Linked DNA regions of Mus musculus: region 1 is linked to region 2. A link is a loop called in an ENCODE intact Hi-C map of the cell type or tissue named here. Cell type or tissue: gastrocnemius. All regions are shown on one strand. Links, peaks and the distances in the headings refer to the core of each region. The heading gives the core; the rest is flanking DNA.

Evidence for each region. A loop is a pair of places that touch in the nucleus more often than their neighbours do. Peaks named below come from ENCODE experiments on the same cell type or tissue, not always from the same donor. Only the 100,000 strongest peaks of a DNase experiment are listed, where the experiment ranks them.
Region 1: it touches region 2 in a loop (4-fold over the local background); 3 of 42 quality-filtered maps call a loop at or near these places.

Annotation. Positions count from the first base shown.
Region 1 is chr10:96,220,290-96,236,921 of GRCm38, reverse strand. 4930459C07Rik (RIKEN cDNA 4930459C07 gene) reads right to left here and starts at 10,715. Exons shown (of 3, transcript NR_110448.1): 1 at 10,312-10,715. Gm40747 (a long non-coding RNA gene) reads left to right here. Exons shown (of 3, transcript XR_001779846.2): 3 at 10,232-10,590. In gastrocnemius, for the core only: a CTCF peak has its summit at 6,409; no DNase peak of the experiment used is centred there; H3K4me3 peaks cover 298 bases.
Region 2 is chr10:97,306,159-97,322,790 of GRCm38, reverse strand. No RefSeq gene overlaps it. Among named protein-coding and RNA genes, the nearest start is that of Gm34044, 79 kb to the right of the region's middle. In gastrocnemius, for the core only: a CTCF peak has its summit at 9,626 (motif pointing right); DNase peaks (open chromatin) are centred at 8,659, 8,982 and 9,648; H3K4me3 peaks cover 1,586 bases; H3K27ac peaks cover 1,958 bases.

The sequences.
Region 1 (16,632 bases), core at 3,027-11,026, 1.1 Mb after region 2:
ACTTGTGATGTCTGAACATTGAAAGAGGCCTCAGAACCCTGCCTGATATAGCTGTCTCTTGTGAGACTATAACGGGGCCTAGCAAACACAGAAGTGGATGCTCACAGTCAACTATTGGAGGGATCACAGGGCCCCCAATGGAGGAGCTAGAGAAAGTACCCAAGGAACTAAAGGGATCTGCAACCCTATAGGTGGAACAACATTATGAACTAACCAGTACCCCGGAGCTCTTGACTCTAGCTGCATATGTATCAAAAGATGGCCTAGTCGGCCATCACTGGAAAGAGAGGCCCATTGGACTTGCAAACTTTATATGCCCCAGTACAGAGGAACGTCAGGGCCAAAAAGTGGGAGTGGGTGGATAGGGGAGTGGGGGGAGGGTATGGGGGACTTTGGGGATGGCATTGGAAATGTAAATGAGGAAAATGCCTAATTAAAAAAAAAGAAATAAAAAGCTTTTGATGAGAAAAAGAAAGAAAGAAAGAAAGAAAGAAAGAAAGAAAGAAAGGAAGGAAGGAAGGAAGGAAGGAAGGAAGGAAGGAAGGAAGGAAGAAAGAAAGAAAGAAAGAAAGAAAGAAAGAAAGAAAGAAAGAAAGAAAGAAAGAAAGAAAGAGGCCTCAGAGTATTCCAGCCTGTGCTCATAGAGCGCGCTATTTATAGCATTTAGTCTAGGCTCCGCCCCACAGTTACCTGGCAACTACCAGTTGTGCCTGACTCACCATAAAAGGGGCTGCTTGCCTCCTCCACTCTCTCTTGCTCTCTTGCTCCTTCTTTCTCCCCACCCCCTCCCTCCCTCTCTTTTCCATCCACCTTGAAAACCCTCTCCTCTGAATTAAAGCCAATGTTTATCTCATTCATCTGGGGGCTTCGCCATTGTTTTTAGGTTTATTTGTTTTTACATTACGTGTGTGACTGTTTTCCCTGCATGTGCATGTATGCTCACCGCATTTGTGCCTTGTATCTGTAGAGGTCAGAAGAGAGAGTCAAATCGTCTGGAGCTGAAGTGACAGGTGATTGTGAGCCACACGTGGGTGCCGGGAACTGAACCCAGGTCTTCTGCAGAAGCAATAGGGGGTCTGAAAGACTGAGCCATTGCTCTAGCCCTTCATTGTGGTTTTATGCATATCTCATTAACTCATTCAATAATATACACATAGTCTTTTCTCCTCAAATATGAAAGGGCAGAAAGCACAATGCCTGTTTCTTCTGTGTCTCCCAAATGATCACAGTAAAAACTTTATTTAAAAATTAGTGTAGATTTGTGCTACCAATAGGAAAATGATACCATTGCAGCGACACAACATTTGTTAACTAAATTGTCCTCGTTTATTTCCCAAGTGTTTGCCCTCAGACAAATTAACCTTTGAAGGTTAATTTTGTTACCTCTAATGAAACTTTAGCATTAGACTTCCCACTGTTTCTATGTGTAGACTGTGGAAACCATGTATTCATACATTAGTAGGCATATGTACATGTGTGAAAAACATTGTTTTGATAAAGCAAGGTACATTGGGGTTTGTGTAAAGCAGGCACCCAGTGCCACATTACTGCCATAGTAACCGGCAGCCTCTCCTGGGATGTGAGCAACATTCTCAGGCCACTGCTCAGCCAGATGTGCTGACAGCCTTGGGAAAGGCCTTTAATTGCAGTCCTAGAGTAATCTCTGCCCCTATTCCCATTGGACTGCTTGTTTATAGTCTGAAATGGCTGAGCTCCTTCTGCGGGTTTTTCTAGTCCCTTCCCTGAGCTCCAAGCAAGAAGAGTCCCAGGTTCAGTGAAGTGTAAACAATGCCCTCCCCAAGGTCACTCTGGAGTGACTGAGCACAACCAGAGGCAGAGGGATGGGAGACAGAGGGATTAGGTTTCTGGATGTGACAAATGAGAGGAATGGGTTGAGGGTTGTGTCTATGCCAAGCCTTGTGTTTGCGAAGAGAAAATAACAAGTTGAGAATCGTGTTCGAACTTGATCACTTCCATTTTTTTTTTTTTTTTTTTTTTTTTTTTTTTTTTTTTTTGGGCAGATCACAGATCGACTTTCCGGAAAAAAAAAAAAAAAAAAAAAAAAAGATTTCTGGTCTTTGCTGCATGCCAATGCTACAAACCCCTAAACTCTGCCATTGTGTAAACATATGAAATTACAAAGAGAAGTGTGATCAGCAGGCTCCATATTAATGACGCACACTTAGGGAGGTGATGAGCCAGTTGGTCCTGCATTGCTGTGAAAGAAACAGAAAACTGGACTGGAAAGACACGGGCTCCAAATATTCTATTCACTAATAGGTCTTGAGTACTTTGTCACCACCTGTCATGTGAGCAAGCTGGGGGGGGGGGGACGGGGGTGGTGGTGGAATGATATTCATGTATCTGTTTTGAGAACACAGTGAGGCAGGCAAATGAAACCCTTCCCATAGTACGGCTCAACCCTTTCCATCTTCAACAGCTCAAGCCCACTATCTAAAAAATGCTGAAACAAAAGTAGAAATGAAGGGGTTTGTTTGTTTGTTTCTTGTTTGCTTTTTGTTTTTTTGTTTTGTTTTGTTTTGTTTTGTTTTACAAAACTACAGTTGTGGGCTGGGGAGATGGCTCTGTAGCTAAGAGCACCCACTGCTCTTACACAGAACCTGAGTTCAGCTTCCAAAAGCAATGTCCGGTGCCTCACAACTGCTTTTAGCTTTTGTGCTATGGGATTTGATGCCCCTTCCAGCCTCCTAGGGCACTGTATTTACATGCACATGCACAGGCACACCCACCCACCCACACCTATATATATATAAATACATATATATATATATAAATACATATAAACACATATAAACACACACATCAATTAAGCTATTATTCCTTAAAAACAAACAAACAAACAAACCAAGGAATCCAATTGGAATAGGGGCAGAGATTACATTAGGACCACAACTAAAGCTGTCTTTCCCAAAGCTGTCAGCACTTCTGTGGCCTGAGAATGTGTTTAACGTCTCAGGAGAGGTTCCCAGTTACTGCGCCAGTAACAGCCCTGGGTGCTAGCTTTATCCAAAACTGTAGCTAAGATAAAAGTGCAAAACTTCCCCATGATTTTTATAAGTCCGGCTGACTGGAATTTCTGGGCTAGGGCTCTCGCACCTGGATATTTTACAAGTTTTTAAGATAGTCCTTAGGCAGCTCATTCTAAGAGGGTGTGCATTGAGTATCAAGGTCTGGAAGCCAGGCTCTAACCAGACTATAACACAGGGATTCATAATCACATTGAGAACAAACTAACACTCAGTCCCCAGATATCTGTGACTCTCCATAGCCAGGTCAACACTAGGAACCCAGAAAGTACTTGGTAAATATTGAATATATAGAACTTAATTTTAAAGGGGACTTCTTTGGTGTTTGGATGGATGGACACACAGAGGAAAATTTGGGAGGATCTAAGCTTGCTCTTAAAAAAATAAAAGAAGGCAAAACACCTATTCAGTCTTCTAAATAGCACCAGCCTTCCCATACTGCCCATTTAAATGTTGGCTCAATCTGATTATATATATGTATATATATATATATATATATATATATATATGTGTGTGTGTGTGTGTGTGTGTATGTATGTATATAATAATAATAATATATATTATATATTATTATGATTTTGAAATCCCCAAGCCACTACCACTCCCTTAGCTATACCAAGGTTCACATAATTGTTTAAATCTTTTTTCTTTTTCCCCTTCTGGGAATAGGTCTTTTGTGCCAAGCAGGCAGGGTTACTGCCCTATAAACCTACTTTCTGTCATTAGCTTTGACTGTTGACACTTGTAATGATTAGACAGGATTGAGCAAAGGGTATTTTTGCAGTCTGTAGGGAAGAGCCTGGAACATAAACATTGCATCTCATTACAAAGTCCTGAATGTGCAGAACACGCTGGTCCAAATGGCATGATTAGATAAGTACCTGCCATGCCTATTAACTTCAAAGAGAAATTGAAGGCAAAATTGAACCCATATGCCATCTGTCCTTGCACTTCAGAAAGCCACATGACCTCAATTTCTGCATTGAGTTAATTTCTGAGGCAGTCTACACGATACTTATTGCTGTGGACTTAATAATTACCCCCAGGTTGGCCTTCTCAAGCACACGATGAAGGGCTTTGTACCTGTAGCTTCTAGAGGTTCAGATGATCCCTGGACCATACCTGAGTGTATCCTTGTGAAAGACAGGTCATTTGAAAAGACCAGGAGGGACAGACTCACATTGCCTTACAAAATGGTAAGGCATGTGATGTTGACCCATCCAGCCTCAAACATGAAGATTCAGATGTTGATTCAGGCATTGTGTGGGGAGACATGTTGCTAAATTGGCCAGGGTTACAACCAAGGGTCACACTGAGGAATTGAAGAGATGAGCCAGGAGTCTCTGAAGAGAGTATAACGCTGATTTCCCTGCTGTGTCTGAGACACCCTGTTGGCAAACTCCCTACACAGGACTTCCGAGGTCCACAGTAAGATTTCTAGGTCATTAAGTCCCAACCCAAGTCCCTTGTTTCTTCTGCCACAGCCATTAGGAGGTTCCTTGTGTGTATATTTATCAAAACAGAGACTTTATAGCCAATGGAATTAGAGATGATGGATATCAACCTAGGTAGAAGAGATAAAAGCAGGTAGAATCCACCAAAAGACTCCAGGAAAGAAGGCAAATGTGGGGCCTTTGCTCAGAGGCTTCCTTGAAACCTACTTCAGGTATCTCATTTCCGACATATGTCTGGAACTCACCTCTGAGTAGGAGACCCTGTCCTCCAAGCGAAGCATCCTATATTTTGCCCTTATTTGTTATATGCCTTCTGAAGAGGGCACATCCGATCACAGAGTAGCAACAGGCCTTCCCGTAGGGTTTCAGGAAAGCCTGGTCTTATGACTTTGAACACGAGACTTGGGACTGGATGTGGTAGTGAACTCTTGTAATCCTAGCATTCAGGAGGTGGAGCCAGGAGGTTAAAGAGAGTTCAAGGTCAGCATGGTCAAGAGAGACCAATCCTATCTCAATAAATAAATAAACAAACAAAAAAACAAACAACAAGTGCATTTGTAAAATAATTAATTAATTATTAATAGTGTGCAAATTGAGAAAGACTCCATCACATCACACAAAACATAGGAACAGCACTTCAAGAAGAAAGAGGACTCGAATTCTGCAGATCTAGTATGTGAGAACCAAGAGCAGGTAGCGAGCCTCCGGGTTGCCTGGGTGGCCTCACTGAGCTGGGCTGGCACTGTGAGGTGGGACTGAAACTGCCCAGCGGTGTGAAAGAGAGAAGCAGAGGTAGGAATTGTGGATGGCAGCGCAGGCGATTGGTCTTAGCTAGGATGGAGGGTGGAGGCTGGTTTTACTATTTTTGGCCATTGTATGGATGACTTTCTGTTTCCATACGAGCCCCAGCCTGGGTAGGTACATTCCAGAGATGCACAAGCCACAACCGTGGGCTGACTCATCTCTAGCCAGCTCCCTCACAAATTCTCCACAATCAGAAAGTTGACATTTTCTACTAATACCCTGGCTTCATCCTCTGCTGACCCCTCTGAGATGACTGTTGGCTTAGTTGGGGTCTCTATCGCTGCAACTAAACTCTCTGACCAAAAAGCTAGTTGAAAAGAAAAGGGTTTATTCTGCTAACCCTTCCCTGTCACTGTTCATCCCCAAAGGAAGCCAGGACAGGGCAGGAAACAGGAGGCAAGAGAGGCCATGGAGGCATGCTGCTTACTGGCTTGCTCAGCCTGCTTTCTTATAGAACTCAGGACCACCAGCCCAGAGATGGCACCACTCACCATGGGCTGGACCCTCCCCCCTTGATCACTAATTAAGAAAATGCCTTACAGCAGGATCTTAGGGAGGCATTTTCTCAAGTGAGGTTCCCTCCTTTCAGATGACACTAATCTGTGTGTCAATTTGCCACAAGACCAGCCAGCCTACCTGTTTTGTTCTGCGCTAAGACAGAGGCCACCACTTCAAACCATTGTCATCTTCTCTCATTTCCACCTCTATGTTCCTCACAATCGTTACCCTTCTGTTTGGAAAGAAGGCTTCCTTCACCCTTCAGGTAACTCTGCCTTTCTCTTTTGGAACTTGCCTACCAGGCCAGCCAGCTAGGCTCACTATTGTTCAGTTACTTTCTCACTCACCCTGGCCCATCTGTTACTAAACCCAGGGTTACACATGTGTTACTCTCCTGAACATTTCAGGCTGAGTCCTGGTTATTTTTTAAGCCAACCTCCAGCTCTCAGTTTTGACCTTGGGACTCAACCTCTATCCGGCTTCCAGACTTGCCTGTGAATGTGTGGCTCTGCTGCCTCTACCTCCATTCCAGAACAGCTCGCTCACACACCTCTACTTGCTGTGAAGTGCTATACGTCCCGTGTTTCTAGACACAGCGTGCCTCCTGTTGACTCTCTCCAGAATCGCAGCCTTGCGCAACACTACAAAACCAACCCGGAGTTTCAGACAAAAGACATTTCTGGTTAATGAGCTCTGCCCTCTGGGATCTGGCTTTTGACTTGGCTTGTCCCTCCTCCAAAAGAGCATCTCTTTGTGGAACCATTTTCCCTCTAGACTCTAGGTTTTGTTTTCATCCATCCTTCTCAGTGAGTCTACCTGACGGTACATTCCGGGCTCAGGAATGAATGTCTGTCTCACCTCCTGTACGTGATGGCATTTCCTCCTCACAGTAACCCTCTGCTGAAGAGTTTACAGCGACCCTGTGCTAGAAAAGGTTGGAGAGATTTGCTCAAACCACATGGATATTCAGTGATGAAACAGGGCTGAAACTAGAGCCTTCTAACTCTAGAGCCTTTGCTGGATAAGTAGCTATAACTTTTAACAGAGTGTGTGTGTGTGTGTGTGTGTGTGTGTGTGTGTGTGTGTTTGGGTGAATATGTGTGTGCATTTGTATATGGGTTGTATGTGTTTGGGGTGAGTGTGTGTATGTATGGACTATGTGTGTTTGGGGTGATGGTGTGTATGTGCAAGTGCATTTGTATGTGGGTTATATGTATTTGGGGTATGTGTGTGTATGGGCTGTGTATATTTGGGGTGAGTGTGTGTATCTTTATATTATTTACATGTGTGTATATTTGTATATGAGTTGTGTGAGTTTGGGGTGAGGGTGTGTGTGTGTATGTGTGTGTATCTTTAAATGTTTTGTGTGTGTGTGTGTTTGTGGGGAGTGTGTGTATCTGTGTATGGGTTGTGTGTGTTTGGGGTAAGTGTGTATGTGTGTGTATTGTAAGTGTTTGTGATGGCAATGAGTGTGTGTGTATCTGTGTATGGGTTGTGTGTGGGTGTGTGGAGTGAGGGTATGTGTTTGGGGTAAAGGTGGGGGTGTATGTGTGTAACTGTGTATGGGCTGTGTGTGTTTGAGGGGTGTGTGTGTGTGTGTGTGTGTGTGTGTGTGTGTGTGTGTGTATTTGTATATGGCCTGTACATGTTTGGTATAGAAGGTGATGATGGGGGTGGAGATTAAGGTAGGGCATAATGGTAAGAAAGCTCTCTAAGACCCTCCTTCTCAGACCTCCTGGTCTGGATTAGCTGCTGCCTGGCTACAGAGCATTATCATTATCACTCTCTTCTGTGCCTGTCACCAGGCCTGTGGGGACCTGCCCTTCCTTCCTTCTCTCAGTTTTCTGTTGATAGCTATGCTGGAAAAATGACATGCTGGCTGGCTACTGCCATGCTCACCAGATGCATGCTGTACCTGCTGGGGTTACTTCCTGATAGATCCTTCTGCCTGGTGCCTGCCCCCTCACAGGGGCTGGTCTACTTCTGGGACAGGGTCTTTCTCAGTCTGTTTTGTCTCTGTGCAGGCCACTGAGTTACCTCTTTCTGTGAAGACTCTCCCCTGCTCCCCCCCCCAACCCCCCCCCCCATCCCAGAACAGAATTCATCCTCGAACACTGCTGCAATCCTTAGCTCTGAATTGATGCTCATTCAAGATAAGCTATAGTTAAGCTTCCTGGACTACCTGTCCCAGAACCTTCTAATAAGACCTTCGTTCTTCCAAACTTTAGATGTGTGCTTAAGTCATCAGAACATGCTCTTCCAAAGTAAAGATGCTACCAGAAACCCAAACAAGTTTGTTAAGTAAATTCACTCTTAGAAGGAGAAACTGGCCAACAGAATAACAACAATGATCATCAAAACAGGGGACCAGTATTTTCAAAGTGCTTTACAGTCAGCAATTTTGCTGGCTTCTCATTTCCTGTACAAAGACTTTTGTGACTTGTGGAAAGCCACATAGCAAGACTCTGGGGGACAGGACTCAAAGATCCAGGTTGACTTCAAAGCCCATGCTCCTCCCAAAATGCTTCCTACAAGCTTCTGTCAAGTGACCTGCTGGGACATTTGAAAATCTCAAGCAGAAATTCCCCTGGTTGGCATTATCCATTCTCTAAGAACAAGCATCTTCAAGCAGAAACCTAAAACAGTGAAAATCAAGACCCAAGGATTTCTGTATTCTCTTTAGCAGTAGCAATTCTTTAGTTCTTTTTCCTTACAACATATGAAAAATTGTAATTCCTAGGGGGTGAAAGGGTTATGAGACTTTCGATGAAGAAGCCAAATGGTCTAGGCAAAGGAACCCCTGCTACGTACTCTTCCTCCATCAAGAACAAAGTTAGGAACAGGTTCGTTTTCATATCCTTTCTCTTGTAGGGCAGCAAGACTCTTATCTTAAACATAGCCTCCCTCTTCTACAACAAAACTAAACACATGACACATAAACTCTTTATCCATCTTATATCTAGTACAAGAACTGAGCTCGGACATTTTAAGACTTTGGTTTATTGAGAACAATGAAAACACGGGAGAAAATAGTTTTCTGTTGACACCGGAGTCTGTAGAACAACAGAACTTTGTGTTCTAGCCTAAATTTCATATTTGTGACTCGATTATAAAAAGGTATAAATTATATAAACAGTAAAGTCAAGAACAGGAAATTATCATTTTGCTGAACAGGCCATACCTCTGGTTAACAGACTTGCTGCCCTCTGCCTTGAAAAAACATTTTGTTCCCAGGTCTTGGGGACAATGAGCCACATCCATTACACGTCTGGGTAGTGTTGTTCTCGGGGAGTAAGAAAACAACTCGTGTAAAGGCCAGAGCTATCCATTTATATGTACAATAGGTTGATGACTCCTTTTTCCTGAGAAATATTTGTCTGATTCATGTATGCATCAGAAACCATGCCAGATTAAAACACAGCCTTGCTTTCGTTTTCTACAGAACAGTCGCTGCTTCCACTAAATGATTCAAAGCTCCCATGATTCAAAGCTTTTCCTGGCTTCCCTCTGAATGGAGGACATATTTCGGCTCCTTTCCATGGTGTAGGAGACCTTGCCTTTGATGCAATGGCTTCATTGATCACCCCTTCATGCCATGCTTTAGGCAAACTGGCCAGCCCCACCTTCTGTGAAGATACGAGGTTCCATCTCTCCCTAACTCTCCTCATGGCTGAAAATGTCTCTCTCCACCTGAGGATCATCTTTCCTCAGAAAACTAAAAAATAGAAAGGCTTTCTGATCAAGCTGGACCACTCGGGGCTCTGTCCAAGGGGATCAGCCAGCTCCCCGTAAAGATACCTGCACATCCGTGTTTATCATAACCCCCTTCACAACAGCCGGGCTTGAGGAATGAGCCTCCTTGTCTATCTGCAAATTAATGGGTAAAGATAGCCATTGTGATACACACACACACACAATGGGACTTTTTACAGCTGAGAAAAATAATAACATCATGTCATTTGCATGAAAAAATAGATAGAATGTATCATGTTAACGGAAACAGCCCAGTCTCACAAAGACAGGAGTCACATGGGTTCTCTCACATATGAAGTTCAGGGGAAGGAAATGGATCGTGGAAGTGAAAGGGAGAGGAACATGGGTATGGAGGGGGGATAAGAAAGAATAATAGAAGCAGATATGATCAAAATGCATTAAATGCTCTGATGGAAATGTCATATTGAAACCCATTGCCTGCAACAGTCTATACATGATGATGATGATGATGATAATAAATAAATAAATAAATAAATGGGGGAACTGCAACAATCCCCACCCCCAAATAAAAATATCTGCTCCTAGAAGATGCTTCTTTTTCTAAAGTTTCATCTCTTCCATTACTTTCCAACCCCCTCTTTATGAACAGTGTTTATCACTTCTGGACACACGTTTGTTGATGTTTCCTTTTTTACTGTTTGTTTCTCCTTCCAGAAAAATCTTTGCGTGAATCGGTTTCCAGAACCCGGTACCCTGAACCCAGTTTCTCCATAAACACTCAGGATGTCACTTACAAGGCAAGTGGATTTGATCTCCTCCTTGTATGTTGGAAAACTTGCAGGGCTTCAAGGTGCTACAGTTGGTAAGGAGGGGACCAAGCTTTTCTCATTAAGTCCCTCTCGATTCAGATGTTTCTCTCGCACGCACGCACAAAATTTAAGTCAGGAAGGAGATTATCTCATCTCAAATACTGAAGAAAGTAAAACGAACACTTGTTCCGACTACACTGGAGGGAGTCTAATAAACGCAAGGCCTCCCACTCATCCAACGGATTCCTTCGAATGGTTGGGATCGGTTGAGCCTTTTTCTACAGAGCTGCGGGAGAAAGGAAGCTTCATGTGTCCGCCCAGCAAAGCGCTGGAGTGCCTCACCCCTGAGACGCTTTCTCCCTCCCGCCATGTTGTCTAAGGAGCGCCCCACCCCTCACCCCCTACCCCGTAGCCTCCTATCGCTTTCTAGGCCGTTCTATTCTATTCTTTCCTTGCGGCATTTAGGCATTTATCTCTTTCTAAGCGTATCCTTGTTAAGGTTTCCATAGTCATTGTCTAATTAGGTGGAGGTGAAATATAACTTTGTGGGAGCAGGACCCCACCCCTACCCCCACCTGCCTATACACTGAAACACATGGGAAATCCCCAGGGGTTGAGTCTAGGAAAGGATGAGGTCTCTGCTCTGTAGAAGTTAGTACTTAGCCCTTGACTATGCTAATCTGCTTGGCTGATTGAACTTTTTTTTTTTTCATCTATCAGCCCTGCTTACGGATCTGAGTATCAGGAAGGCTTAAGATGAAATAATTTGCTGAACTCATTCACAAGCATTTAATACTACTAAACCAATGGGTGCTGGTGCTCACGTAGTAGGGACAGTATAGAGACAGAGATAGCCGAGGAGGATAAACAAAAGAGAGTGTAAGCCAGCGGAACATGGGCACTGAGAAGCAACCACGTCGGTGGTAAGAGAGTGCCAGAAGGTGGTTGCAGTGGATACCGAGAAAGTTTAAATTTTCCAAATAAATAAATAAATAAATAAATAAATAAATAAATAACAGATTGGCCAATGGGGGTAAATGTCAAAAAGAATCTCCATTTTTAAAAGGCTAGACAAATACCCACCGGATTCGGCAGCTGAAAGTTTTAAAGAGCAATTTTAGGTGAGTAATGGAAATAGATGGCTGATTGAGAGGGACTGGAAATGGACTTTTACAAGGCAAGTAATTAAAGAGAGTTAAGGCAATGCCCCTGAGAGGTTCAGGTTGAAGACAGAAAGACAGGCTCATCCCTAAGAAGGGGCTTCTAGACAAAGCCTCATAATTGGGCTCACAATTGGACTCTCATAATCGATGCAGTTCATTGTATGCCAATTACACTGCAATAAAGGAACATTTTCAAGAGCACGCCTTAGAGCTTCCTAAGATATTAGAGTACATTCTCAGTTGAGAATCGTGTTTCACTTTCATTATGCTACATGAAGGCATTCCCAATACATGAATGAGAAAAAAAATCTAATATGAGGAAAAGCCCAAAACACATAAATCCACACTCTGGGTACAAAAAAAAAGAATTTAACAAGGGCAACAGGAACAAGAATGTGTGCTTAAGGTAGGGGACCAGAGAAAGGCACTGGGGTCATGGCTAGGATATATGTGTATACACACACACACACATATTGGTTACACTTCTTGCAGACTCTAGACATTGGCCAGGTTTATGATCCGATCCACAGCAAGGCAAAAAAAGCTAAACAAAGACCTCCAGGACAAGCTCAAAGAATTGCCTGGACAGATGAATGTCTACAGTGCCATCAAAACTTCACTTAGGGTCATAATGAAAAACCATGTAGACATGAGACAGTGGGTGGAAGAGAAGGGAGAGTTAGATAGAAATTAAGAACCCATTCTACCTGGGTCTTATGAATTGAAGCAAATAAGACACCAAATTTCCACAATGGTTGAGAAACTCAAAGACAAGGCAGACAAGAGAGGTACTAACTTGGTAGATGCGCTTATTCAAAACACAACCATGTAGAGTTTTCTCGACAGTGCCTAAATACTAATGGATTCAATGCTGTATGTCTTCTCAAAGAGTATTTTCTCATCCTGTATTAAAATAATTAGAGCGTTGAGCAGCGTGCCAGGGTGTTCGTTCCTCCCACCTCTACCCCACCTCGACTTTTGTGTTTTCATCTAAGCAATGCAGGAGAGGTAGAAAGACTTTCCTTTGACTTGTCTGACTTTCCATAACATTCTTCAGAGAAGTAGACTTGTCTGTGACTGAAAATAGAACAGGGTGAAGAAGGGAAAGAGGAGAAGTGCCGTTTTATATCTGTTGTAATATGAATAGTCATTGTGTTAGCTACAAGAGAAAATGTAAGCACGAAGGGTGGGTGGTGTGGCTAGTTAACAACCCACTAATCACAGAATTGACCGGAGACGCTAAGGGATGTGACCCTTCGCTCCCGATCAGAAAGTTAAACACCTGCCAGAGGATTGGTAGAGTCTTTACAAGTCACCCCACCTGACCTCAGGCTGTACAAGTGAAGGGATGATCAAAGGATTATGGGATTTGAGAGATACCTCCAAGACAGCATCAGTCGTCACATGTCCACTTCTGTCTTAAATATCTATCCTTTCTCCCTAGTGAGCCTACTCCAATCTTGTCTGTTTCCCTAAAATACTAGGTAATATTTACAGGGGCCTCAGTATGAATAATCAAGTATTTCCATATCCTAAGTCATGTAATGATTGAAACAATCACTAATCTAATCTATGTATGGTTATAGGTCCTAATCTATTGATGGATCGAACAGCTATGACACAAATAGGCCAGGTCATGTATCCAGGTGACACAGCTGGCGAGCAGAAATTCAAGCCCAGGCCCTCTAGAACAAGAGCTTTTGTGCTCAGCTCCTGGGATATGCTATCCTCTGTCTTATTTCAGGTCAACAATCCACTCTCTCCTGGAACATCACAAGATCAGTTCATTAAATTTGCTTGCTGTGTTGTTTTTTAAATATAAGAATCACAAGTGAATATATTTTCTAAAAATCTCATAATGGCAACAATAAAATTCCATTTGACTGTGAACTATGGTCCCAGGTCCTTCCTCTGTGTGTGGTATTTTTTTTTCTTCCTAGACATTTTTCTGCATGCTTATGTATTTTTTAAAATAGTATAATTTGATAGATAGTTTCATATGTCAACCATCGAGAACTTCACTTTAAACTCCCCTGTATGTCTTTCAGGGCACTGTAAACAAAAACCAGGTGGCATCTGAAAGGTGAAAATTCTGCTTCCTTCCTGGCAAACACTGCACCTTCAAACAGGGTTGGCATCACTCATACGGAGATGCTGCACTCTGCTAATCTTGGTACCAGTGACATCCAGGAAAAAAAAAAATCCTTGAAAGGAAAGGACTAGCAAGCAATTGGGAGTAACATTTCAAATGAAATAGAAGGGGGAAATAGCCTACTCACCTAGAACTTCATCATGCTTTCAGGCCAGGCCAAGTTCCTAATAATATCCATACATATATAACCACAATATTCAGTTGGCCTATACATATCATCCTTATAGCCTCCTGGAGCTGAGTTCCATTTGGTCCCACTCATTGAATGTGACAGCTTGCCTCTTTCAATGTGGAAAGAGTGAACACTCACAACCAGAGTGTACATTCCCACAGACAGGAACTATTGTGCCAGGAAATGTTCATGAACCCCAAAAGACCACCAAGAAGCTGAATCCAAAGCAATCGCATTAGGGTCTCTTTATTCAAGCTCGAGCTTGGGCCCTCTGTCAAGCTTGACACAGCAGGAAGGTAGAGCATTTATAAAGTTTCAGGCAAGTGTTTATAAAGACAAGAAGGAGGTATCTAGACTGAGCACATCTGATTGGGGGCCCATGATGGCCTTTAACATGGCTGGTGCTGGGAGCCAAACCATAAACCTAACTTCTGTTTTCCTCCTGATTGGTGGTTGTTAGGAAGTGAGGTGTCAGGGGAGGGCTTGTAACTTGGGGGTGCAGATTTGTTGGGGGAACAACCTGCAAACTGGTGCTAGACACAGGTCTTTTTGGGTGGTAGCCTAGAAAATGGTGGTAGGTACTAGCCTGTTAACTTGAGTTCAACCTCAGGTCAGGATCTCTAAGATGGAGTCTGAACCCAGAAGATCTGGCCTCTCAGAATCACATCCCTCTCATCATCTGATAGAATACCAGTCCTTAGCTCAACACCTCACAGGTAACAACTGTGTATTAAACGAATGAGTGCATCTTCAGGAGGCGCTACTCAGGATTCACAACGTCCTACAAAGCAGGATGATTCAATCAGCCATGACCTGAAAGAGTTAAGGTGACCTGAACAGTCACAGACCAATAGCATTCAATGAGAATGGAAACAGTACCTACGTGTGCTGTACCAGCTAAAGCATTGTTTTAGTTAGACACTGGAGTTAATAAAATGTCTTCCCTGTGGATTTTTTGTGTAACCTAAGGTGATTTTCTTAACCTCTCCCTTGAGTTTCCTTACTTAGAATAATGACAATAATAAAATCCTTTAGGCCTTAGCAAGGATTAAATGAAATAATGAACAAAACCATCTACTTGCGTGTGAGACAGGAGTAGGAGGTGAGTAATGCCAATCCCATGTCTATTTTCCCTCCACCCACTCATCGCCCCCTTCCTAATAAGACTTTAAATTCTCTCTCTCTCTCTCTCTCTCTCTCTCTCCCTCTCTCTCTCTCTCTCTCTCTCTTCCACTTTTGGCCATCCATGGAACAACTTCTTTACATTATTTACAAGTCTTAGTTACCACAGTGGAGGTTCTAAACCTTCCTAGTGTTGCCACCCTTTAATACAGTTCCTCATGTTACGATGACCCCAACCATAAACTTATTTTGTTGCTACTTCATATCTATAATTTTGCTATGGTTATGAATTGTAAAATCTTATAGGCAGGATATCTGATACGTGACCCCTCACAAAGGGATCATGACTCCCAGGTTGAGACCCACTGTCCTAGAGAGTTCAAAAGAACTGAAGGCAACACAACTAAATTAAACAACCTTAGTCCTTCCTCTAAGTCTGGCTCTGCCAATATTTAAAAATGAATTCCCACAGAAACAAATGTAATGAAAGAGAAAGAGGTTATCAATGTGAGAATGGAAGTTGTGGGAGGAGTTCAAAGGGCAGCCGCTAGGAGGGGGCCAATGGAGTGAGAAAAGGAAGGAGAAAAAGCAATATAAATACACATTAAAAACATTTAAAATCTAAAAAAAAAATTAAAATCTTGAAATGAAAGGATGACTACCCACAAACCACTGGGGCATACCTATTGACCTGAACGAATGATCTTGCTATTAGTCACATCTTTAAAGCTGCCCTCTGCTTCTTCCTGAACTGAAGCTTGAGCAATACCCAGCCTGATGAAGGCAGTGTTCGTGCACTCTTTCTCAGGTATCTTATAAATCTCGATTAAAAATAAATAAATAAATAAATAAATAAATAAATAAATCCACCTTTTGCTTTGAGGCCTCAGGAGTGTCAAGAATAATTGAAGGATTTCTTCATGCGTCCATGGCCTGAAGATTACATCGTTCCCTTAAAGACATAGCCAGAGACACCCATTTAGAACTGTGGTCAACAGCATAAGCTAAACATACTACACCCAAAAGACAAACAACCTGGCTCACCTATTGGTCAATGCTGATCTCAGACTTCCTTATTCATCAGGGAGTTCATAACCCTGCTGAATCCACCAGCTCATGCATCACCTGAAAGAACTCTGAGGTGGAGATTAACAGCCTTCATCGGCTTATGAATAGCTATATTTTATAGACTCTTTACCCAGGACTCAGGCAGAACTGAGTATGAACGACTGGGCAAGGAGATGCATCTGGACCAGACAGATACCCTTGAGTTTTTACTGTGCCCCATAAACAGCATCACAGTTTCATGGATATATTGTCAATGGAGAACAAAATAGGAAGCATCCTTTAAGAGACTCACTCAGTCAAGCTGCTGGGCTAATTGCATGCACATGCTGTTGACCTGACTTATCTAGAAATAAGCCAGGTCTCTAAAACCGACCTCCGTATCTTTCCTCTTCATTCCAAATTGTATGCCTTAGCCTGATGCTGTCTATACACATACATGGCGAAGATGAGGAAACATGAAAATAGAAATAGTCCGGATAAAAATCCCAGCTCAGTTAAAGTTGTCAATTAAAATTTACACTAATCTGATTCCCTCCTTCCTTGTTCAGAGAAGCAATTTTTCCCTAAGCCCAGCACCGGTTAGACCACTAAATCATCTAAATTACAGTGTCAAAAGCCCAAACTTTGCT
Region 2 (16,632 bases), core at 4,766-12,765:
TTCTCCTTGACAAGAAAAGAAGCCCGTGACATTGTTACTCAATGTCAAAGCTGCTGTGAGTTCTTGCCAGTTCCTCATGTGGGAATTAACCCACGCGGTATTCGACCTCTACAGGTCTGGCAAATGGATGTTACACATGTTTCTTCCTTTGGAAAACTTCAATATCTCCATGTGTCCATTGACACATGTTCTGGCATCATGTTTGCTTCTCCGTTAACCGGAGAAAAAGCCTCACATGTGATTCAACATTGCCTTGAGGCATGGAGTGCTTGGGGGAAACCCAAACTCCTTAAGACTGATAATGGACCAGCTTATACGTCTCAAAAATTCCAGCAGTTCTGCCGTCAGATGGACGTGACCCACCTGACTGGACTTCCATACAACCCTCAAGGACAGGGTATTGTTGAGCGTGCGCATCGCACCCTCAAAGCCTATCTTATAAAACAGAAGAGGGGAACTTTTGAAGAGACTTTACCCCGAGCACCAGGAGTGTCTGTGTCTATGGCACTCTTTACACTCAATTTTTTAAATATTGATGCTCATGGCCATACTGCGGCTGAACGTCATTGTTCAGAGCCAGATAGGCCCAATGAGATGGTTAAATGGAAAAATGTCCTTGATAATAAATGGTATGGCCCGGATCCTATTTTGATAAGATCCAGGGGAGCGGTTTGTGTTTTCCCACAGAATGAAGACAACCCATTTTGGATACCAGAAAGACTCACCTGAAAAATCCAGACTGACCAAGGGAATACTGATGTCCCTCGTCTTGGTGATGTCCAGGGCGTCAATAATAAAGAGAGAGCAGCGTTGGGGGATAATGTCGACATTTCCACTCCCAATGACGGTGATGTATAATGCTCAAGTATTCTCCTGCTTTTTTACCACTAACTAGGAACTGGGTTTAGCCTTGATTCAGACAGCCTTGGCTCTGTCTGGACAGGCCCAGACGACTGACACCATTAACACTTTGTCAGCCTCAGTGACTACAGTCATAGATAAACAGGCCTCAGCTAATGTCAAGATACAGAGAGGTCTCATGCTGGTTAATCAACTCATAGATCTTGTCCAGATACAACTAGATGTATTATGGCAAATAGCTCAGCTGGGGTGTAAACAAAAGTTTCCGGGATTGTGTGTTACTTCCATTCAGTATGTTAAATTTACTAGGGCAGCTAATTTGTCAAAAAGTCTTTTTCAGTATATGTTACAGAATTGGACGGCTGAATTTGAACAGATCCTTCGGGAATTGAGACTTCAGGTCAACTCCACGCGCTTGGACCTGTCCCTGACCAAAGGATTACCCAATTGGATCTCCTCAGCATTTTCCTTCTTTAAAGAATGGGTGGGATTGATATTATTTGGAGATACACTTTGCTGTGGATTAGTGTTGCTTCTTTGATTGGTCTGTAAGCTTAAGGCCCAAACTAGGAGAGACAAGGTGGTTATTGCCCAGGCGCTTGCAGGACTAGAACATGGAGCTTCCCCTGATATATCTATGCTTAGGCAATAGGTCGCTGGCCACTCAGCTCTTATATCCCACGAGGCTAGTCTCATTGCACGGGATAGAGTGAGTGTGCTTCAGCAGCCCGAGAGAGTTGCACGGCTAAGCACTGCAATAGAAGGGCTCTGCGGCATAAAATGAGCCTATTCTAGGGAGACATGTCATCTTTCAAGAAGGTTGAGTGTTCAAGTGTCCTTCCCCCAGGAAAAACAACACGGGACCAGACCAGGACCCCTCTGGGTGATGAGCCTGGGAGGAGGTTATGTGTACGGCTCCTTTACCTACACACTGGGGATTTGACCTCTATCTCCACTCTCATTAATATGGGTGGCCTATTTGCTCTTATTAAAAGAAAAGGGGGAGATGTTGGGAGCCGCCCCCACATTCGCCGTCACAAGATGGCGCTGACATCCTGTGTTCTAAGTGGTAAACAAATAATCTGCGCATGTGCCAAGGGTATTTTACCACTACTTGTACTCTGCCTTTCCCGTGAACGTCAGCTCGGCCATGGGCTGCAGCCAATCAGGGAGTGATGCGTCCTAAGCGAAGGATAACTCCTCCTTAAAGGGGACGGGGTTTCCGCCATTCTCTCTGGCTCTGGCGCCTGCTCGCTTGCTCCTAAAGATGTAAACAATAGAGCGCGCTCTGCGCTTTGGCGCGCCGGAGCTCTGGCTCCTAAAGATGTAATTGGGGTGGCTTTCGCTTTTGGGGCTGGGGGTTTGCGCTCCTGGCTCCTGAAGATGTAAGCAATAAAGTTTTGCCGCAGAAGATTTTGGTTTGTTGTGTTCTTTCCTGGCCGGGCGCGCGAACGCGTATAAGACCATATAACTAAGGACAAGAACTCTCCTGATGGTTTTGCTCGCACAGTGAAATTTGTCCTTCACTATGAAGGCAAACCCAAGCTGTCAAGTTCATGTCCTATTTAACTCCAGTTATCATTGTGTAGAAATCAAATTTAGCCAAGATGTCAACAACAAGGTGACGATAATGGGCCATGTTACCTTCATACTCCGTTGCTAGAGTGCTGCACTCAGCCACTAGGTCAACAAGGACAGTCCTTGTTCATGCATCTGTCAGGATAATCAGCAGCAGCAGCAGCATCCATCTCTCAAGTGACCTGTTATAGACAGGCCCATCGGCACTCCAATTGTAGTAGCCGCTCACAGGGTTTGAATTACCTGGCCCTTGTATTAGGATCTAGTTTCATTTTCACAAACTATGGAGGTTTATGTAGAAGGACCTACATACCCTCCTCTCTTGTGGGAATAGATGTACTGTCTACCTGAGCCAAGTGCCTTGGTAAGATTCTCATAAGGTCTGTGTGACCTCTGATTTTCCTTACTGTACAAGTGAGTTAGTATCAGAGACCTCAGCCAGGTCCAGCTCTTCCTTTCTCCTACAAGTACAGAGAAACATTCCATCTACATGTCATCGATAGCTTGTCTGAGTAACGGTCTGCTCTTGGTCTCCAGGTTGGGTGCCTGGTATTGGCCTTGTGCTATTATTGAATATACTGGAAGATGACCAGGTCTTAACTCATGACTGAACTGCAAGGTGTGAACATACCCTGACACTTCTAGGAAGTTATATTGAATTAGGAAAACTAAGAGGTGAAGCGAGGAGTGTTTACAATCTGTTAGGATGAAGGTATTTGATCTCTCCTCCCAACCCCTTGTTCCTAAATCTGTAAAACCAGTCCTAACCATGTGCAGGCCAGACTGCAATATGAAGACTCATGCATACATCATTGTTATCAGGCAGAATGCCTACACAATGTATTGTTTTCTCTCAGAAGATGCCTTTAGGTCCAGTTTTTAATTGGTCCCCTATTTTGATACCAATGACTATGTTTATAGCAAAACTTGCCACAACTCAAGAAAGTTGTGGTTGAGTTTTATGGACATTTGGTCCCAGAGGTTAATGATGGTGTTTAGTTTGAAAAGATTAATACTCTTCAATAGCTGACAACAAAATACTTCATTTTGCAATATTTGTGATAATATCCATTATTAATTTTTCTATTTCACTACTTAGGTATGCTGAGTATGGAGTATTCCACCAAGCATCAAAATTTCTTTACCCGCATTGGCCTCACTTCTCATGTTCATCAATTCTCAGGTTTCACAGCTGTGAGATTTTAGACACATATGTACAGATGTCTTTTTTTTTTAAGTGTTACTGCAGAAGAACCAATACTTACTTAGTAGTTATGCAAGCTGTGGCCACAGTCTAATGAGCCCTGTCAAATGATCAATACATATTTGTGATTGTAATCAAGTAAAGAATAGGATTGACATTAAGTAAGTCAAGAAGGAGGGAAGCTTGAGTTTTTGATGGCTTTCAGTACCCATATCTGAGTAGAACACACACTAGTTTACAAAGCCCTTTCAACCAAACCTGAGTCATAGGAAGGCACACTATAGTTGTACTTTTAAGGACCCCACAGGAAGACTACTCCATCACCACAAAAACATGCTAAGAGAGTTTTCATAGCCTTCTTTTCATATTTTTTTTGTTTAACATGGGGGCTTCCAAGCATTTTTAGGTAGTTCTGTCAGTAGCAACCAATAAATCACCCATCACTTAGAAATGACAGAGGTTTTCAAAATGCATGAAAGAAGAAAGTTGATATGGAAGGGTCAGCTATCACGAAGAGCCCTTGGGCATTCCCTAGGTTATGATCTAGTAGCAAGATGACTTTATGATGTTGGTTTCTGATCACTTATTTGGACCTGTTAATTAAGGGTTCTCTATTTTTTTGTGCATGAAAAACTCATGATTGTATAACTGATATCCATCCCCTCCTAATTTTGAATTATTACACACCTAACTCTGTAATAATTAGGACATGATTAATGTTTTGAGATGTTAGTGGAAAAGGATGCTTTTCAAGTTTTCACAAATTTGAACAACTTACTAAAATCACATGCCTATCAAACATGTTATTTTTCCCAACTGTTATTCCTTAGTTTTCTTACCGATGCAATGAATTCATATTCATCGAATGTTGTCCCTTGGTGTAAAAGTGAAAATTATAACTTATGGTGTTTTATCAAAACCAAAAGAATCATTTTATTCTTTTAGGAGCCAATAAGACAACTCAGTGGTAAAGGCCCTTGCTGCCAAACCTGATGACCTGAGTTTGATCCAGCATGGTAGTGAGAGAAAACTGACTCCACAAGTAGTCCTCTGACCTTCCCACGAACACATACACACATACACACACACACACACACACACACACACACACACACATACACACACACACACATATATACATACATACATACATATACATCAAGACATATAATGAATTTTTTCCTTTTTTTTTTGAGACAGGGTTTCTCTGTATAGTCCTGGCTGTCCTGGAACTCACTTTGTAGACCAGGCTGGCCTCGAACTCAGAAATCCACCTGCATCTGCCTCCCGAGTGCTGGGATTAAAGATGTGTGCCACCATGCCCGGCCATTTTTTTTTTAATTTAAAAATGTTTTTCCTTTTATTATGAGGCCATTATGACTGAACGTTATCCTGACAATACAATGTAAACGAAATTATTTTCCTATTTAAGAAATGTATTTTAGAGTTTCTATGCAATACACAATATTGTTGGACCTATTTATAAAAATCAGAAATAAAGATCAAGGCAGCATAAATGTCAGCTATATTCTCTATTTTTACTTTTAATTTACCATATTTCCCTTGTTTCCAAATCAGCCATGTTCTCTGTTTATCTTTATTTCTTAATTGTAAATATTGTAATGGCTTCTACCTCACATTGAATGGCCACATTGAATGGTGGGTCACAATAAAAAGTGCATTTCTCCAGATTGCTTACCTCCCTCTGGATGAAAATTCCATTTAGTTTGTTTTGAAATTCTTGTTGTTTCCAGGTTTCATTACAGCCTACACACTGAAGTTTAGAATGTCAATCATCTTTGCATAATTAATTACCCCCACACTAAAATTTTCTATTAAACTTTCTGTAATTTAATGTCTAATGTTCTTATCCCATTCAAGACTCTGATATCCTATGAGGTCCTTGTTTTTGTAAAGGTACTTTCCTTTGCCCATTGCTAACATTGGATTGGTTCAAATTCTTCATATGTTTTCAAATTTACCTAAGAAAAACGACCTGTCCAACTTGTGAACTATTCACAGGATATAAACAGTTCAAAGAACAAGTGATGGGCAGTTATACAGTCAGACACTGTTCAGCCGAAAGCACTATTGACACAGATTGTTTCTCTGCACACTGGGCTCAACAAAGCCAACATAATTCACACAGAGAATCCTTCTGGAGGGCATTGAATTAATCAAATTGAAGAAATGACAGTCAAGGAAATAGTGAATGTGTTGTATGGAATGTTCAGAAGTGATCTTGCGTACACACACACACACACACACACACACACTGTTTAGAAAAACTGCTGTCAGTGAGATGGCTCAGTGGGTAAGAGCACCTGTGGGGAGCGGGTGTGGCGGCAGTCCCAAAGGTGCCAGGGACTGCAGCTAAGTCATATGACTTGCACCTAACTTCCTCATATAAGACACAAACATCTTGAGTGCTGCGCAGGTGTACCAGGATACAGGTAAATCCAATTTGGTGGAGATTTGCCCCTGCTGCCCTGATTAGCTGAAGCCTCGTGACTGGCGAGGGGGCGTGGCCTGCGGTGCGTGGATGAGAGAAAGTATAAAAGGAGTGAGAGGCCCAGGGTTCGGGTAAGAATCAGGACTGAATAAACTGCTGTTAGAAGGACTGGTGGTCGCGTCGTTCTTGCTGGTCGAGAGCGGGCGCGACAAGCGCCCGACTGCTCTTCCCAAGGTTCAGAGTTCAAATCCCAGCAACCACATGGTGGCTCACAACCATCCATAATGAGATCTGACTCCCTCTTCTGGAGTGTCTGAAGACAGCTACAATGTACTTACATATAATAAATAAATTTAAAAAAATAAATAAATAAAAAGAGAAAGAGAAGGATCCCATGGATTTACTCTTAACTGCAAGTTGGGGAGATGGGTGAGGAGTGACAAAGGGGATGCAGCTCAGGAGGAACCTGAGAAACATTCCCAGAAGGGAACATGGACGGGGGTGGGGTGGGGCGAGGTGGGGAGCTTGAAGCAAGACTCCTGGGAAGTGAGAAGCAAGCTGAAGACACCAGCTGTCATTGACAGACATCCTTCTCCACCATTTTACCCAACACACAGAAAACTGTCACTCCTCAGCAAGAACCCATTTTGTCATGATAGAACTAGGGTTTGGTCTACTCTATCGGTTCTACAAACACATTGGCATGAGGGCTTCAGTTCAGGGACTGCACCCATCTCTCGGTTAACATGATCACAGTTTAGTCAGCAGGTGATCACAAGATATCTTGGAGGCCTAGGGATCTACATTTTGCAGACAACAATAACTCCATTTCTTACCTGGTTAGTTTGGAACCTGGCAGCATCCAGTCCTTTTCTGCTTACCATTCTCATAGAGGCTCAGGCAAGGGACCTGCATATGTTTCTTCTCCCAGGAGAACTTCCATGGACAAGAAAATGTACACCAGGGTTGGATAAAACTTAACAAATGCTGGGTGGAGGGGTTAAATGTTATTTTCTTTAAAAAATAATAATATACCTATTTTATTCTAATAGTTTTTGCCTTTAGGGAGTTTATATATAAACCCAGAGACTGCGAGGTGAAGACACATTTAAAAAAATTGATATGATCGTTGTATATTTACTTTTAAACCAGACAAGCATATAATCAAACCAAACCACAAACAAACAAACAAACAACCCAAATCAAGGCACTTCCCAGATGATTAAGTCAAGAGCAAAATGACCCGGCCCAAAGAATGAGGGCCTAGCATCAAAAAAGTGTCATGGATTAATTTTTACTGGAGTTCAATGTGCTATATGCCACTGCCAAGAGAAAAGAATCTTGCCTGGTCTCAGTTTTTTTCAGATTCTTTGACTCTAATAAGAATGAATATTAAACTAAATTGTTAGCAGCTGGTTGCCTATCTAAACCTAGCAAAGTTCCTGGGAGCTATTATAGAGGTTTTAGAAAGCTGACCTAGTGTGCCTCACACAGTTGTTGGAAAGAGTGGCCTCTTTTCCAGGTGCATTGTTACAGTCGTTCAAATTCACCATCAGAAAAGCAGGGGACATTTCTCCCCAACAGTGAAATCTGCTAAGGCAAGGTACACACCTTCCCTACATCTTGACTGTTCTCCACAGTTCTGCTAGAACTTTTGTGTAAACTTTTCCTTATCCTTGGCTACTTTTGTTATGGAAGCCTCTCTCCTGAAGAACGCCTGCATCTTTGAATAGGATCCTAGCCATGTCTCCCAGGAGCCTTTGCGGGATTTCTGCACTTGCCTGACACCATGTTTAAATGACACTTTCGTGGTTTGCAACAAAAAATAACAGGCCTTTTTCAGGAGATGAACAAAGAACAACAAATAAAGTCATATCGCCAAGCTTGGATAAATAAATACTAGGCAAATCTACAATTTAAAAATCTCTTGTAAGAACCAGGGGAGATTCTTAACATCTTTCTTATTTAGGCCTCCACAACCCCCCCTTTCCTTTGCAGGAAATAGTTTCATTTTTCTGCCAATAAATTGCTTTGTGATATATATTTTGAGATCAACTTAGCTTTTTCTGCTTTTTGGCCTATTAAACGGAAGGCTCGGGGGTTGGGGGGTGAATCAAACTTTACAACCTGGTATTTTCACATCTGGCAACTTTTCGTTTCCTGGATATGTTAGATAATTTACAAACTATGTGTTTTGATGCCTTGTCACTTAAAGTGTATTTAGGGAGGTTAAAAAAAAAAAGTCCCCCACTGAACAATCGGTTGAATATGCTGCAAACCATGCTTTATCTAAATACCCCCACAAAAATACCCCACACTGAGTATTTATAATTTTAGATGCCACACATAAAGTGTATACATGTTGCAGTAATTATATACATATTGAATGCGGTAAGGGAGAAAGATGGATATTATTGTAACTCTCATTCAGTCACTGATGAAAATTTTGTCAACCCAAAATGAAAATCTACAAAAATCCCTTGTTAAAAGCACCTTCACACTCGTATTGAAACTGTGTGTGTGTGTGTGTGTGTGTGTGTGTGTGTGTGTGTGTGTTTAATACGTCCACACACTATGAAATGTTTTTGGATCAAGTCTGAATACAATATATTTTAGGCTTTCTCTTCCTAAAAGGGTAATACAGAGCTTGTGAAAACGCAGGTCCATTTCTGAGTTAGTTGTTTACGAAAAAGCACATGCTAATGTAACAGTGTATATGGAATTAAAGAGAAAATGTCAAACACGCCGTGACATCCAAAATACATTCAGCTGCTGCCTTTTACTATGGGGACTTTCATTCTGCCGCGGACTGCCTCCAAGACCCAGTGGTTTTGTGTGTTGGGTTAAAAATAGCCTGCCAAGCCTGACAACTAGATTCTGATTGGCCCGAAAGGGAGGCCGTTCAGCCAATGAGAGCGTCTGGGAACAAAAGCAATTCTTTTGTGTGTATGTGTGTGAGAGAGAGATGCTCAACCCACGTCAAAACAGCTTCGGGCTGTAGAAATGATTTGGGTAGAGATTTAACAAGGTAATAATGCATTTCAGCCCTCTGAAAGGTTTGAAGCGGAACAAAGCGGGGGGTGGGGTGAGGGGAGCCGGGAAATCTACAAAAGAAATGGAGCCAGAGCTCAGCTTCTACCGATGAATCATATGGGTGTTCGTGCTACAAGCAATACTCGTTTTCCTTCCCCCCACCTCCCTGAGACCTTTACTTACTTTTCAGGCATTTTCTCCTCCCAAACAGACAAAAGCCATCAAAGGCTTTTTACTAATGTGCAAGTTTGTTGTTGTGATTCGCTGGCAAGGAGAAAGGGACAAAACCCAACTACAAAACTCATTTCATTAAATGTCACAAAAAGAAAACAAAGACCCATGAGTTGTACGCCGTGAGTAGTGAAGATCCTGAAACTTTGAGCTTTAGATTGTGGGTATCAAACACAGCCCACACTCTCAAAGACAGTTCCGGGTCGCTCTCCAGATATGGAAAACAAAGAGGGACTTGATTAGAGACAGCTCTGGGTGCTCAAGGCCTTGCGAGCATCGGGCCGCCAGGGGTCGCTGTTGCACAGTCGACGAATCTCTTCCGCGGCGCTTTCCTGTGTGTCTTTAAGGAAAGAAATAGGATTTGATAGGTACTTCTAGCTTAGGACTAAAAAGGGGTTTGGGGGGGGGGGGTGAGGGGGCGCTGTCGCCGTTTGAAATCCTTAAGTACGGCTTATGATCAACACTATGGGACAAAGCAACCGAAAACACAATTTACTATACAGGGAATTTAGTGCCACGGAGGACAAATGTTGCTGCAATAACTTGGTATTGTGACTTAAGAGAGCTTTTCCTAAACCACGTCGCGATTTTAAATTAGATGAAAAGAGTGAGCACACAACGCTGTTACGGATACCTTATTGTCTCCAATATGTATATGCGAGTGACCTGTGTAATGTACCCAGCCAGACGTGTTTTGGCAAAACAATTCAGATAATACGTGGCTTACATATTAACCACAGAGGAAAGTGTCAGTTCAACACACTGTTTTCCTCTTGAGCGTAGATTTCACGGTACAGGACACATAAGCAAAACTTAAGAAACCTTTACTCCTGGTGTGGGTGTGGCATCTAAAATAACCCCGCTTCTGAGTAAAAGAGGAACAAACGTTTATAGTCTAATTGGGCATGATAAACTAACAATGCCCAAACATTTTCTGTTTGAGAAAAAGCATAACATATTTATTTGTGAAGTATTGTTCCAAAGTACATATTGGAGCCAGTAATGGACTTTTTTCCCCTGTTCATATTCATCTAGCAAACATACAAAACTGGAAGCGTCCTGTGCCTTTCTTTTTCTATGACACTCAATTATAATGCGTTGTACACAGCATATAAGGAACTAAAAGGCAAAGAATAAAACCTACTGATTAACTATATTTCCAAACAGCTACATTCCCAGAAGACTGTGTGTATGCCTGCCTGCACGTATTCAGCATTCGACAGCTCCAAAAACAAGGTCTATTCCCTTAAGGACTGTCATGAGTTTTATGAAGTTTGCTCAATCATGTTGGCCTAACAGCAGCTAGAGAAACTGATCATTTAGCCAGTAGGTATAATTGTCGTAGAGAGCCCAAGAGACTTAATAGAAATAGCATGAGGTGGTGTCAGTGGAAGAGTGTTGGGCCACCGTATGTATACTGCCTTATTCCATGCATTGGCTGAGTTCCTTACTTGCTCAAACCCAGGCCTTGCAGCTGCCCCCCATGCCAGACCCATCCCATTGGCAAGCACCAATCCCTAATTTTACTAAAGATGCTCTGTTATGCTTCAGACAGGAGCATCTTGTCCTCTGAGAGGCTCCAACCAGCAGCTGATTGAGACAGTTTCAGACACCCACAGCCAAACAGTACATGGAGCTTGGGAACTCCTACGGGAGAATAGGAGGAAGGATTGCAGGCCAGAAGGGGATAAGGACCCCATAGGAAGACCAACAGAGTCAACTAACCTTTGGGGCTCTCAGAATCTGAACTACCAACCAAAGAACATACACAGGCTGGACCTAGGCCTTCCCGTACATATGTAGCAGATATGCAGCTTGGCCTTCATGTGAGTCCCAAATAACTGGAATGGAGGGATTGACGTGACTGCCCCAAAAGCTGATGCCTGTAGGTGGGATATGTTCTTCTAGTTGGGCTGCCTCCTCGTCTTGCCTCAGTGGGAAGAGAAGTGCCTAGCATGGAGGAGACTTGATGTCCCAGGGTGGGGTGTGTTCTCAGAGGGGCCCCTACCAGCTCAGATGAGAACGGGGGGGGGGGGGGAGGGAGAGTGGGGGAAGGGTTGCGGAAGGGGGTGACTGGGATGGAGGCTGTGAGCTAGACGTAAAGTGAATAAGTAAAAAAATAAAATTAAAGAGAGAGACAGAGACAGAGACAGAGAGATGAGAAAATGCAAGCAGTTGTTGCCCACACTGCTCCACCTCTATAGCCACCTTCATCATCTGCTTAGAGTCACACATGTTCTTTACAAGAAAGCAAACTTACTTTTTCTATACATGGCGTTCACTCCGATGAAGTCATTCCTAATCTCATTCCTAGTCACATCCATTAAATGAGTGTTTAAAGATTTCTTCCATTTCCTTCCTGCTTCCCTTCCATTTCCTTCCTGCTTCCCTTCCATTTCCTCTCTGCTTCCCTTCCATTTCCTCTCTGCTTCCCTTCCATTTCCATCCTGTTTTCCTTCAACATTCACTCTTTCCACTGCAGGAAGTAGCAGACTGTCTGTCATGTTCATTCCCCCAGACAGGAAGATGGAAGAGTAAGAGAATTCCTTAATCTTTGCTGTGCTATTTCTATTAAATCCCCTGGGCTCTCTATAATTATACCTACGTGCTGAATGATCAATTCCTCTAGCTGCTCCTCGCTGCTGTTAGGCCAACATGATTAAGCAAACTTCATAAAGCTCACAACAGTACTGAAGGGAATAGACTTCATTTTCTACTTATTGCATGGTGAAAATTACATAGGGGCATGCATTTCTGCGGTTGGTTTCCAGACCTCTAACAATAATTAAGGGGAAACACAGATGGACTCACAAAAGTCAAGGTGTATATTCTTCCCCTAGAGCAGAGGTTCTCAAAGAGCTGTAACCCATTTGAGGGTGGAATGACCCTTTCACAGGGCTCCCCTAAGACCATCAGAAAACACAGATATTTACATTATGATTCATAACAGTAGCAAAAACATGGTTATGAAGTAACAACAAAAATAATTTTATAGTTGGGGGTGGAGGAATCACTGAAACCCGAGGAACTATGTTAAAGGGCCACAGCATTTAGAAAGGTTGAGAACGGCTGCCCTAGAATCTCATTGGCTGTGAATTCCAAAGAAACAAAACCAGAACCCATGTCCCTTGAATGAATACAGGTGTGTCCGGAAGACTTCAGAGTTCACCAGTGGATTTTATAGGGGCCAGAGCGGTGAAAACTGGGTGCAGGCCCACGTGACCATTACCAGGTTCTTAGCCCTACAAAGGTTTCCCATCCCACGAGACTACACAAACACATGGAAGCTTCCAGACCTCACGGGAGCTCTTAGACGTCGAGGAAAATCAGATGTGACCACGTCATCTGGAAGATGACAACCTTTTTCCTGTTTTCAGAAAGATTTAAGAATCTCAATCTACAGGGCTATTTTGGGAAGGCTAGAGAAAACCGTGAGAATTGTCTGGAAATGCGTCATGGTGTTAAAAGTAGGTTTGTTTAAAAAAATAAAATAAAATAAATAATGTCTTGCATATCTGAGCTTTATGTGATACAAACAGAAATGCTTAATGTTTTCCATCCACACTCTGCATTATGGTACTTGATCTGCAGCACAGCCTATGTCGGAGTTAAGGCAAGTATTTACCACTTAGCATGAACAGCGTAAGTCGTCCTCATATTGTGCGATTCTTCATAACAGTCTGGGCTTTGTCATTGCTCAAGCTTCATTTCATAAACATTTTAAAGAGTTTGTAAACTTCACTTTGAGAGATTTGGCACAGATCAGCAAGGCTCTGTCTCCTTGGCCAAAACAAAATTGACACTCGAAATACTGTCCTGGGTAGTTTTGTTATAAAATTCCCCTCTTGTCAGATTACCTCGATCATCCATAGTTCTTGTTCATTCTGGAAACAACCTCCAGCTCTGGAAAGAATGTAGACTTGGAAGTAGATTTGGAGATTAGCTCTTGCATGAAGATTCTGAATTTTGCTAACTATAGAAGCCAGAGAGAAATGGGCATAGATAAGAATGTACTTGCCACCATAAACAGTGTCAAGCATGTGTGTAAGAGTCTACAAGCTCTGTCACGAAGACCCAAAGCCTGCTCATTCCACAAATAGCAGAGTTGTGTAATTATTTAATTTTATAAACTACATTAAAAAGATTGTAATTATAAAATTTATGGCTAGTAATCCAGTACACCTGGAAACACAACAAGAAGTATGTTTGTGTTTGTGTGTGTGTCTGTGTCTGTCTGTCTCTCTTTGTCTCTGTCTCTCTGTTTCTGTATCTCTCTGTCTCTCTCCGAGTGTATGTGTGTGTGTGTGTGTGTGTGTGTGTGTGTGTGTGTGTGTGTGTGTATCTGTGTGCATGAGTAGAGTCAGAAATCAAGAGCAAGAAACTTACCAGGAAATACGAATTATGAATTGTCTAGATTCTTAAGAAGAAAGGGAATTGAACCACCACCAATTCAGGACCCCTAGAATGCTGCAGACTACCAACTAGAATTATAACTCAAGGCCTATATTAAGGGAACAAAGGAATACAGCCAAGTCAGGGACCAGATTTACATTCTACAGAGCAGGTGCATGCACATCCCAGATTTCCCAGAGTGGCCCTCATTTACATCTACTGGAGTGAAATCATTGCCAACACCCCTTCACTCTCCCACTATTCACCCTAATTTGTAGCATCCTTCTATTGAGGGCAAATAGTAAAATAAACTAGGTAATTCTAAACCCGTGGAAAACCATCAGTTAAGTCTGTATAAAAAATAATCTCTATGAGTATTTGGTACAGTGACACTAGCATTCTTTTTTTTTTGCACACCCATCAGACCTGTGTGGTTTCTGAGTCACAGGCTGCTCACAAAGGGAAGTGATTATGTCTACTTGGAATGGAAATGCAGTGACCAGGACATAAGAAGCACTCAACTTACCTTGTGATTCTTGGGACCAATGATTTTGAGATGGTATAAGAATATTTTATTTTTCACTCTTTGTGTGTGCTGTACTGAAGAGTGAGCCCACAGCCTTGAGCATGGTATGTAAGCACCCTAAGGCCGGTCTGTACCCCAGCCCTTATCAGTATATTCTCCTGTTCAGTACACTGACTTTTCCCTCTACCGTTGTCTCTTTGCTGTGCAGAGCTTTTTGTTTTGATATGCCCTATTTGTTAATTTTTGCTTCTGTTTTCGGTGCTGGGTCCCTTTCCAGGAAAATCATGGTCTGTACCAATCTCCTGAAATGTGCATGTGCCACCCACCCTCCCACATCTCCTCTAATAATCTCAGAGGTTAAAGTATTTGATCAGCTGGGGATGATTGTGTACGGGGTGGAAGAGAGTGACTAAGTTCCGGTGTTCAGCATGTGGCCATCCGTTTTTCCCAGCATCCTTTGTGAAGTTTGTTCTTTTACCTTCAAGCTTATGCTTCTTTGTGGAGAGTCTGTGCTGTAGATATGTGGATTTCTTTCTGGCTCCTCTATTTCACTGGCCTCTGCATCTGCTTTTATGTCAATCCTCAGCTGGTTTAGTCGCTATGACTCTGGACTATCTTCTAAATCATGAACTGTATGAACTATGATGTCTTTCCGCTTTACCTGTGGGTTTTTCCCCCCCTCTCTTTTGGTCTTTTGTATTTTTATATAAATTGTATCATTGCTTTTCTTTCTCCAGTTCTATGATGAATGTCATTTGTCTTTTTCTTTTTAATCTGAACTCCTATAGCCAAAGGTTACAGGTAACCAAAGATGTATAGTTCTTGAAGATGTAAGCAAGTTAACAAAGGGGAATCCAACTTTAAAATGAGTGAATGGTCAAGTAGGCACTTCTTAAGGACAGAAATACAAATGGCCACTAAAAAAAAAAATCAATGTATAATGCTATAAGAAAATGAAGATCAAAACTGCAGTTGTGCTACCATCTTACCCTGTTAGAAAATGAGCAGACAAATGCTGTGAGACTTGAGAACAAAGGGAAGTCATATATGCTGTGCTGGGCAATATCAATGAACAAAGCCACTAAGGAAATGGTATAAAGTTTCATTAAAGAACCATATAAAAAGTAGAAGCACCTTAGGATCCAGCTCCTCCAAGCCTAGATTTGTATCTAGGAAGTTAAGTCAATATAAAAGTGGGTGAATATATGTCCATATCTATGTCCACTACTTACAACATTTATGTCATGAAAAGAGTCCAGGCATCCATCAATAGATGAAGGGGTAAACAAAATATGGTGCATGTGCACAAAAGAACGTTATTCACACACAGAGAATGACGAACGCCTCCCTTTTGCAGCAAAATGGATAAGGCCGGAGGTAATAATGTTAAGTGAAACAAGCCAGACCCAGAAAAAGTTAGAGAAAGATAAGATGTAAAATATGTTTTAATATGTAAAATTATTAAATGTAACTAATTACATTGCATAAAAACTAAAATATGTAATAATATGTAGGATGTTTTAATATATAAAAACAAACGAAGAAATACATGAGAAGCCCGTGTGAAATTATAAATGAGTTGATTGGAAGAGGTGCTAAGAGGGGAGGAACAGGAGACTAGAAACATGGAAGGACTTGACCATCATACCCATGTCCACTGAACATGTGTAGGAATATGGAGAGAGGCTCACTTGTAACAACCAGCTTGTGTTAACACTAAGATGCAAAAAGGATATTTTACCTAATGTTGCTAGGTAGGTTTCAGGTGACGCCACCATTAGATATGCTGGTGAAATGCTTGTGATAGTCATACCAATTAAACAGAATGCACATGAGACCTAAAGAAAGGGTAAGAAATATGTGTCTATTTCTACCCTTGACTATGAAAATACAGAAGTGCATAGGAAAATAGCCATACTTCTGGGAGGGCTCAATTCCAAGTGAGCAGACTACTAAGCCACATGTGTTAGAGTAGCAGGTCTTAAAGTCTTCTGTAGCCCCCGTTGACTATTGTTCACTGGTGATGGAGCAGTACACGGCTAAAGCATCATCATGGATAATTTTACACGGGAGACTTAGGGTAGTCCCAGAAGACCTTTATTGACATAGGATGTTTAAGTTAGAAGATAGAAGGATCAGATCAAGAATAGAGAAAGGAAATTGAAGTAGAAAGAAGCGAGAGAGCCACTATAACACAATAAGAGTTTGTAATGAAATATAATAACCCAAGGGGGAGGGGGAGGGCAGTGATTCTTAAGCATCTGATTTTAACAGGCTAAAGGGAAATTAAAATTACACATTGAAAGCAATCTCTAAGGGTAAGACATTTATAAACTAACTCAACACACTAACTCA